Regions from separate parts of the Homo sapiens genome. Here regions 2 and 3 are each linked to region 1. A link is a contact called in ENCODE Hi-C or POLR2A ChIA-PET data. All regions are on one chromosome and are shown on one strand. Each heading gives the region's core, a stretch centred on a gene start or an enhancer-like site at or near the end of the contact. The rest is flanking DNA. Distances are from core to core; before and after follow the strand shown. Region 1 holds the start of ATF7-NPFF (ATF7-NPFF readthrough). Region 2 holds the start of TNS2-AS1 (TNS2 antisense RNA 1). Region 3 holds the start of COPZ1 (coat protein complex I subunit zeta 1).

Region 1 (2,757 bases), core at 57-2,556:
CAGAGATTCCATAGATAATATTTTAAGTCAACTACAATTCGTTAAATTTTAAGAAAATTATTTATTTTATTTATTTATCGAGACAGGGTTTCACTCTGTTGTCCAGGCTGGAGTGCAGTGGCCTGATGTGGGCTCACTGCCACCTCAACCTCCTGGGCTCAAGCGATCTTCCCACTTAGCCCCCCGAATAGCTACTACAGGTGCAGGCCACCATGCCCGGCTAATTTTATATTTTTTCGTAGAGCTGAGTTTTCGCCATGTTGCCCAGGCTGGTCTCAAATTCCTGGGCTCAGGCGATCCTCTTGCCTCGGCCTAGCAGTGTTGGGATTACAGACGTGAGCCACTGCACCCAGCCTGTTTTTTGTTTTTCTTTTTTCTTTTCCTGGTTTGTCTTGAACAAGACATATAAATGTAAGACTATAGACTTTGCATTTGATATTTCCCCCGAAATCTTCCCAGGTCATAATTCAACTCCTGGTGTGTTACTTCCTCAAAGAGGTCTTCTCTCAAACACTAGGAGTAAAGCTTCTTCCCCACTCCTAGTCACCTTCTGTCTCACTATCCTGAAGCGCTTTTCACTATTTGAAATATTTGTGTTTATTGGCTTTTTAACTGTCTCCCCTTCCTCACTCAAATATAAATTCTACCTGGGTTGGTAACTCCTTAACCCCATGCTTAGAACAATGCTTTGCACGGGGGGTATAGCTCAGGGATAGAGCATTCGACTGCAGAACAATGCTTTGCATGTAGTATGCCCTACGTTTTGTGAAAATATTTGCTGAATAATATAGTGATTTTAAAAAATCCCCAAGCAGTTTCATGTATCTCATTTGATCATTACAACTATTTGAATAAAATGAGATTGTTAGTCCCATTGTACAGAGACTCAGAGAAGGTTTTCACCCAAGGCAATAGGGCTAGTAAAATGGTAGTGTTAGAATTGCTGTGCGGGTGGATTGCTTTGTCCGTACATGGACTTCATTTCTAGCGCTAAGGGTATTTTAAATTACTTTGCCGTTAAGGAAGCGATGACTCTGAAAGATAGTAGTAACCACCACTACAGGCACCTGTAAAGATCCTCTCTCCTTTTTCCTTTCTTTCTCCCGCTAGATTCTGCAGCCGAACACGTGTGACCTGTGTGGACAGTACTCGCTCAGTCTCCCTCCCCAGCCCTGCCCACAGTAAGCCCGGCCCCTTCTTTTCCCGGAGCCCCCGCCTCTCGGCCGCTTTCCAACTCAGCCCCCACGGATCTCGCCCTTCCCCCGCGGACCCATGACTTCTCGCGAGAGTTGAGCGCGCCTGGCCGGACGGGAGGAAAGTATCCGTTCCGCCAAGGGGGGAAAGGAGGAGCTGGAGACAGATTGTAGGACCGAGCGCGGGCAGGCGGGAGGCAACGGAGCTACCAGCCGGTAAGTCCTTTTAACATTAGCTAGTCCATGATCTGACGGGAGTCTCCCTTTCAACTCTGGCCAGTCCCAGCGTTCCAGGCTGGGGTCTCCCCTCCCAGTCTGTGTTGGACGGGGGCGCTGAGGCGGTGGCCGGGCCCTGTCTGAGGAAGAGGGTGGGGCATAGGCCAAAGCCGACCAATGGGAGAGAAGGAAGCCTCGATTGGCGGCGATGAGCGCTAATGGGAGATCGCTTTTACGTTGCCGAGCGCCGCCCTTCTCTCCCTACTCCCGCCTCCTTCCTTTGGGGGGAAGGCGGGGCCAGAGGCTTGAAGTGTGGGGAGAACTTGGTGTAAGTAGCCCCGGGGGGCACAGGGCGTGGCAAGGAGAGGGGAATTGAATCCTGAGGGAAGGGTAGTCTAGTGGAGCCTAATGGAAGGATCATGGGATGGGGTGGAATGGGAGAAAGAGGAGGGATACTAAACTAAGTTAGAAACCCAGGGCTTCCCAAAGAGTGGGATTAGGAGCTTGGAATTGGAAAAGGGTAATAGGAAGGAGGTAGGAATGAGTAGATGAGAACAAAGATCTTGATCTGGTGACACAACACCCCGTTGGGTTTGGCAGAAAAGATAGATGGGGTGGATTATTGGAAATGAGGGTCATGGCATTTTGATTGAATTAATTAAAAGAACATCAGGGACATGATATCAGAGAGAAAGTATGGATTTGGAGAAAATTAAGTGAATTAATTTAAGAGGACAGTATGGGTGAGCTGAGTCGCCATAAGGCATGGCTTCTGGAAGGATATGAGCCTTGAGAGCGATAAGAGGTGTTTGGGAAGGAGATGGCTGATATACACATGTCTTTAGCCTAGGTATCAGGTGGTTGGGATATTGATTTAGGGCTTCTGGTGGATATGGCACCCAGACTGGTGACCAGCCTCCAAGATGCTGGGATGGGGGTTGAGAAGGAGAAAAATAGAACGCTTTCATCGCTTCTCTGATTTTCCTTCTCCCTCTCTTCTATTACCCAAACTCTTCCCAGACACCAGGATGTGGTCTTGGGACTTAAGCAGTCCAAGTTGGAGCCCCATAGGGACTTAATATGTTGCTCTGAATTGCTTGTTATGTTCTCTGACTGGGGTGTTTACAACCCAGGGCACCTCCTACCCAGATTCCCGCGTTGCTACTTTCCTAACTTTAAAAGTTTGTTTTCTGCTTAACAGAGGGTGTTTTAGTATCTCTGAGGGTCATGTCATATTAAGTACAGGTGTGTAGGGGGTGTGCAGAGTTTTCTCAGCAAGCTCACATGAGTCCTGTGTTTAAAAATTTTGCAGTAGTGTAATTCTTGTAGCGATATCAGTCTTTATGGG
Region 2 (2,700 bases), core at 113-2,612, 570 kb after region 1:
CAAGCTTGCCCTTGTTTCCCTGACAGACAGAGAGACAGGGATGAGGGTCTGGGAGCTCCAGGCTGACCTGGAACCTCCAGGCACCAGGGAACCCGAGGTCCTGGCCCACCTTGCAGTATAGTACGACCACGTGCTGTGGGTCAGCACTGAGCCATGTCTCCATGGCTTTGCAGATGGAGCACAGCTTGTCCAGGGGTGGAGCATGCAGCTCAGGCCAGCCGAAGTCTTGAACCTGGGGAGAATGCAGGGGTGCAACTGGGGCCGGGGGCCACCAACAGAGAGAGATGGGCAGGGTGGAAAGGGGACAGGGCATAGGGGTCCGGGGGCAAGGCTGGGGGTCTGCTGGTTGTCCATGATAGCCTCGGCACTTTCCTTATCCATACAATGGGCTGATACCTGCTGCATCACGTTTTGGGGTGTCTCCAGTAATATATCATGGGAGAGTGGGAAAGTGCTTAAGAGTGAAGTAGATGCCAATTGCTACTATTAATAACGAGGAAGCTGGGGGCTTCTGGGGTTGGGGTGGCTTGGTTTAATGGTTGGGCAGGCCATTTCCTTCATACCTTGGGGTTTAAGCGGGTCAGGTCATGCCTTTTCTCTGAAAGGTTGAAGAGCTGAAATAAAGGGGGAGGGCTTTAGACAGAAATGATCTCCGGCAATGAGGCACGAGGTGGAGGTGGATCCTAAGTAAGAATCTTCCTCTAAAATAAGGTGCAGGCCGGTCGCAGTAACTCACGCCTATAACCCCAGCACTTTGGGAGACCAAGGCGGGCGGGTCACCTGAGGTCAGGAGTTCGAGACCAGCCTGGCCAACATGGTGAAACCTCATCTCTACTAAAATTACAACAATTTGCCGGGTGTGGATCGCTTGAGCCCTGGAGTCTTGAGACCAGCCTGGCCAACATGGCGAAACCCCGTCTCTACAAAAAATACAAAAAAAAAAAAAAAAAAAAAAAAAAATTGGCTGGGCGTGAGTGACGCACGCCTGTAATCCTAGCTACTGAGGCTGAGGTGGGAGAATCGCTTGAGCCCGGGTGGAGGAGGTTGCAGTGAGGTGAGATCGTGCCACTGCACTCCAGCCTGGGCAACAAAGTGAGACCCCGTCTCAAAAAAAAGGTAAATAAATAAAGAAAATAAAAAGGTAGCTAAGGCCCGGCCTAGCCAGTCACAGCCAAGTCGCCAGCGTTCCAGGATTCTCCGCTCCGCTCCAGGCCGCGCTCCGGGCCCCGCCCCCACCCCACCACTCTGGTCCCGCCCCCTGGCGGCCTCGCCTCCGCTGGTGACGTCAGTGATTAGCCTCGCCCATCTGGACCCTACATCCCTCTCATTGGCGGACTCCTGATGGCCCCGCCCCTCACCAGGTACTTGTCCCGGTGCTTGGATTGCAGCACATGGGCCAGCTCGCGCAGGTGGCCCCGGTGCCGCTGTTCATCGGGCCGCGCGGGGAAGGCGGCGGCCAAGATGCGCTCCGTCACGTAGGTGAGGTCTAAGTCCCAGCGCCGCTCCATGAGCGGGTCCAGGCTGAAGCTCCTGGGGAGGAGGAGCCTACGCATGAACGCAGGGGCGGGGCACCCGGAGGTGGCTAGTGTGACGGGAAGGCTGTCTGTTGGGCAGCAGGTGAAGCCTGCTGGGTCCTGAGGGTGGGTGGATCGGTCTGGAGGGAGAATACCGCTTTGGGGGTGGGGGGCTGTCCCGGGGAGCTCTGTTGCGGGGCAGTGCCCTGGGCTGAGGTGTGGGGCCGGCGGAAAGGGGGTCACGTGGGACCACCCCAGCACCCTCACTTACCTGGGCAGAGTGCTGCGCTGCTTTGAGTGGTTCAGAGATTTGGTGGATCCCTGGTGGTTAACAGACAGTGTCTAGACATCTCTTTGGGTACCCCCTACTCTAGACTGCCCACTCCAGAGCCATGCCCTTTTTGTCTTCAGGAAATCTAGATCCTTACTCCCAAAGCTACCTGCTTCCCCCTCCTGCTCCAGCATCACCTTACCAGGTGCTCTATGCGCCTGACTGGGGCCGTGTTTCGCCGCTAGAGGGAGATGGGGGAGGAAAAGGGAGTGGTTAGTTACAGCAGGGGCAAGGACCAATGTGGGCCTTGGGGACAGGGGAAGGGAATGTCAGTGTCCTTTTGAAGGCTGTACTGGATAAGGGGAGAGGAGTCCTACCCCCAGCAGGCCCAAGGGCACAAGATCAGCAGAGGACTCAGACAGTTTTTTCTTTCCTCATAGGATGAGCAATACCCACAGCACTCCGTTCAAGGTCATCTCCTGGGGGCCCTCTCTGGAGCCACCAGACCTCTGGACACCATGGCCAGGTTCCTTGCCCTCCCCACCCCATCCCAGAGCGCACTCACCAACTCCACGGGAGGCAAGGCCTGACAGGCTGAAGTCACCTGGAAGGGGACCGAGTAAGGAACTGAGCTCCTGGTGAAGGGCTCTCGTGGGCTTGAGGATGGGGCAGCCCCTCAGCTTCAGGAGGAAGGTGGAGGGGCCTTCAGTGGATGGGCACAGGCTCCAGCTGAGGTTGCGCTATTTAAGGGCACCTCCCCTCTGGCCTCTTGGTCCCCCACCCCCCAGGCCCCCCACTTGTTGCTCTTGGCGCTCAGCCCCCAGCCCACACAGACCCCCATTCATCCAGCTGTAGGGCAGGAGTTATATATAGAGCCAAGCAGGCAGGCCATGGCCAGGGATGGACACTGGCTTC
Region 3 (2,700 bases), core at 185-2,684, 700 kb before region 1:
ATTTGTTAGAACAAGCATAAAGCATCATATGGACAAGAGGGCTAATACAGCCCTTTAGCGACCACAATTCTCATGTAACCAGAGAGGGAGAAATTAGCATCCTAGATCATACAATAAGAATTCCTGGCCCGGCGCAGTGGCTCACGCCTGTAATCCCAGCACTTTGGGAGGCCGAGGCGGGTGGATTACGAGGTCAGGAGATCGAGACCATCCTGGCTAACACGGTGAAACTCCGTCTCTACTAAAAAATACAAAAAATTAGCCGGGAGTGGTGGCGAGCGCCTGTAGTCCCAGCCACTCCGGAGGCTGAGGCAGAAGAATGGCGTGAACCCGGGAGGCGGAGCTTGCAGTGAGCCGAGATCGTACCACTGCACTCCAGCCTGGGCGACAGAGTGAGACTCCGTCTCAAAAATAATAATAATAATAATAATAATAATAATTCCTGGCCAGGCGCGGTGGTTCAAGCCTGTAATCCTAGCACTTTGGGAGGCCGAGGCGGGCGGATCACTTGAGGTCAGGAGTTCGAAACCAGCCTGGCCAACATGGTGAAACCACGTCTCTACTAAAAATACAAAAAAAATAGCCGGGCGTGGTGGCACGCGCCTATAGTCCCAACTACGCGGGAGGCTGAGGCAAGAGAATAGCTTGAACCCGGGAGGTGGAGATTGCAGTGAGCCAAGATCGCGCCACGTGCGCACTCCAGCCTGGGTGACAGAGCAAGGCTCGGTCTCAAAAAAAAAAAAAAAAAAAAAGAATTCCTAAGGTCTAAATGGGTAGAGAAAAGGAGAACAGAATAAGGAGTCTAGAAAAAATATTCCACAATCCATGCTAACTTTATCAGGTATCCCAGAACTTTGATGGAATACTGATTATTTGACAAACCTATATAATAGGGATTAACAGGAAACCGAAGACAAAACAGTTTCCTGAAGGAATGTGGCAGGGAATCGGCAATGGAGAGTCAAACTTGGGAAACCATCAGGAGGAGTCTGTAACGACAAAACATCTGTATTCTTTTCTTACAATATGGGGCGAGTTTGGTGGTTTGGTAAATTAAAATCAGGGTATCATCCACAATGCTAAAAATAAGGGGCAACCTGAAGGGTCCTAATCCAGTACGCCTACAGGTCTGTGTATCCTAAGGAGTCCATGTGCTGCCTTCAACTTTCCACCGACTCTATGCCCTCTCCCCGGCAGGGCTTCCTACTCTAAACCAAGGCTTTAGCTCCTACACTAGGCCACACACTTATTCCAAAGGTCAGCAGAACGCTCAGTCCCCAAGAATTACCCGGAACTCTCTTTCCCCGTCTCCCACTCGGGCTGAACCCTGACTCCCGGCCCCTGTGGACACCACAGCATCTCTGCTGCCCCTCCAGCTCCTACCAAAATCAGCGCCTCCATCTTGCCCCGCAGCTGGTGCCGACGTGGAGCCGCAAAAGAAACGCCGCCGCTGATTGGCCATACGTTCCCATTAGGCCCCGCCTAGGATAAGGATCATTGGGTAAGGCTTGCTTTATTGGCCAATTATTGTACTAGCTTGCTTACCGGAAGCAAAGTGTCCAACCAGAAGGCTCAGGTGTTTGATTGTCAGCTTGAATACTCAATAAAACGCCAAAACCTCACGACTCATTGGGGCGGGAGGGTTAGTGGGGCGGGGTTGTTTCCATGGGGAACAGAAGAAGCGATTGTTAATTTTCAATTGGTAGGGCCGAGGACACGTGATATTGTCGGACTGATTTAGCGATTTTTAAACCGCACCCTCTTTAGGGGGCGCTGTGTCTCCTTAGCCTTTAACACTGGCGCTTTCTAACCGGAATCCTGCCCTAATCCCTATTTTCAGCGCCCGCATTAGGTCCATGATCTCTGTGGCTAGCCCTTCCCTCATGCTCGCTCAGGTCACTTCAGCATCCTCACAGAAAGTCTGCACAACCATAGAGTAGAGCCAAGAAAGGCCCAACATGTTAACTACATAAACCAAGGCTGCCAGGAGTTGATAGTCGCAATAACAATCTCCCTAAGGTGGAGTTCCAGGCTTTGCTGGGCCTGAGGAACATGAGAAGTCAGTTTGTAAAGGCCAACTTGAGCTCAACGTGAAATCGGCTTTGGAGATGGGGTTTGCGGGACAAACGGGGAAAGGGATGGGATTAGAATAAGAGAGGGGTTATAGGGAGTAAATTCTGGGGTTTTCCAATAGAAACAAGCCGTTGTGCCTGGGCGCGGTGGCTCAAGCCTGTAATCCCAGCACTTTGGGAGGCCGAGGCGAGCGGATCATCTGAGGTCGGGAGTTTGAAACCAACCTGACCAACATGGAGAAACCCCGTCTCTACTAAAAAAAAAAAATACAGGCCGAGCGTGATGGCTCACACCTGTAATCCCAGTACTTTGGGAGGCCGAGGCGGGCGGATCACGAGATCAGGAGATCAAGACCATCCTGACTAACATAGTGAAACCCCGTCTCTACTAAAAATACAAAAAATTAGCCGGGCGTGGGTGGCGGGCGCCTGTAGTCCCTGCTACTCTGGAGGCTGAGGCAGGACAATGGCGTGAACCCAGGAGGCGGAGTTTGCAGTGAGCTGAGATCGCGCCACTGCACTCCAACCTGGGTGACAGAGCGAGACTCCGTCTCAAAAAATATACATATATACAAAATTAGCCGGGCGTGGTGGAACATGCCTGTAATCCCAGCTACTCGGGAGGCTG

The links. A loop is a pair of places that touch in the nucleus more often than their neighbours do. ChIA-PET counts read pairs that join two places held with the same protein, here RNA polymerase II (POLR2A). Pooled maps may share reads with other maps.
Region 2: a map of CD4-positive, alpha-beta T cell shows a loop between it and region 1 (4-fold over the local background). The contact joins the promoter of TNS2-AS1 here to the promoter of ATF7-NPFF in region 1. A Hi-C loop is called at or near these places in 1 of 168 maps with a recorded cell type or tissue (CD4-positive, alpha-beta T cell) and 8 of 50 pooled maps. POLR2A ChIA-PET finds 5 or more read pairs at or near these places in 1 of 52 experiments (OCI-LY7).
Region 3: a loop to region 1 is called in a pooled map, with 12 times the contacts of the local background. The contact joins the promoter of COPZ1 here to the promoter of ATF7-NPFF in region 1. A Hi-C loop is called at or near these places in 1 of 168 maps with a recorded cell type or tissue (posterior vena cava), 1 of 37 single-sample maps with no recorded cell type and 7 of 50 pooled maps.

Annotation. Positions count from the first base shown.
Region 1 is chr12:53,624,931-53,627,687 of GRCh38, reverse strand. It overlaps ATF7-NPFF (ATF7-NPFF readthrough), which reads left to right and starts at 1,306. Exons shown (of 15, transcript NR_159377.1): 1 at 1,306-1,409. ATF7 (activating transcription factor 7) reads left to right here and starts at 1,306. Exons shown (of 12, transcript NM_006856.3): 1 at 1,306-1,409. RefSeq lists an enhancer at 1,380-1,449.
Region 2 is chr12:53,053,100-53,055,799 of GRCh38, reverse strand. It overlaps TNS2-AS1 (TNS2 antisense RNA 1), which reads left to right and starts at 1,362. Exons shown (of 4, transcript NR_033854.1): 1 at 1,362-1,479; 2 at 2,226-2,404. It overlaps TNS2 (tensin 2), which reads right to left. Exons shown (of 29, transcript NM_170754.4): 4 at 2,351-2,389; 5 at 1,988-2,026; 6 at 1,786-1,835; 7 at 1,359-1,530; 8 at 564-614; 9 at 110-232; 10 at 1-19. RefSeq lists an enhancer at 2,080-2,319.
Region 3 is chr12:54,323,865-54,326,564 of GRCh38, reverse strand. COPZ1 (coat protein complex I subunit zeta 1) reads right to left here and starts at 1,434. Exons shown (of 9, transcript NM_016057.3): 1 at 1,384-1,434. The coding sequence starts at 1,401.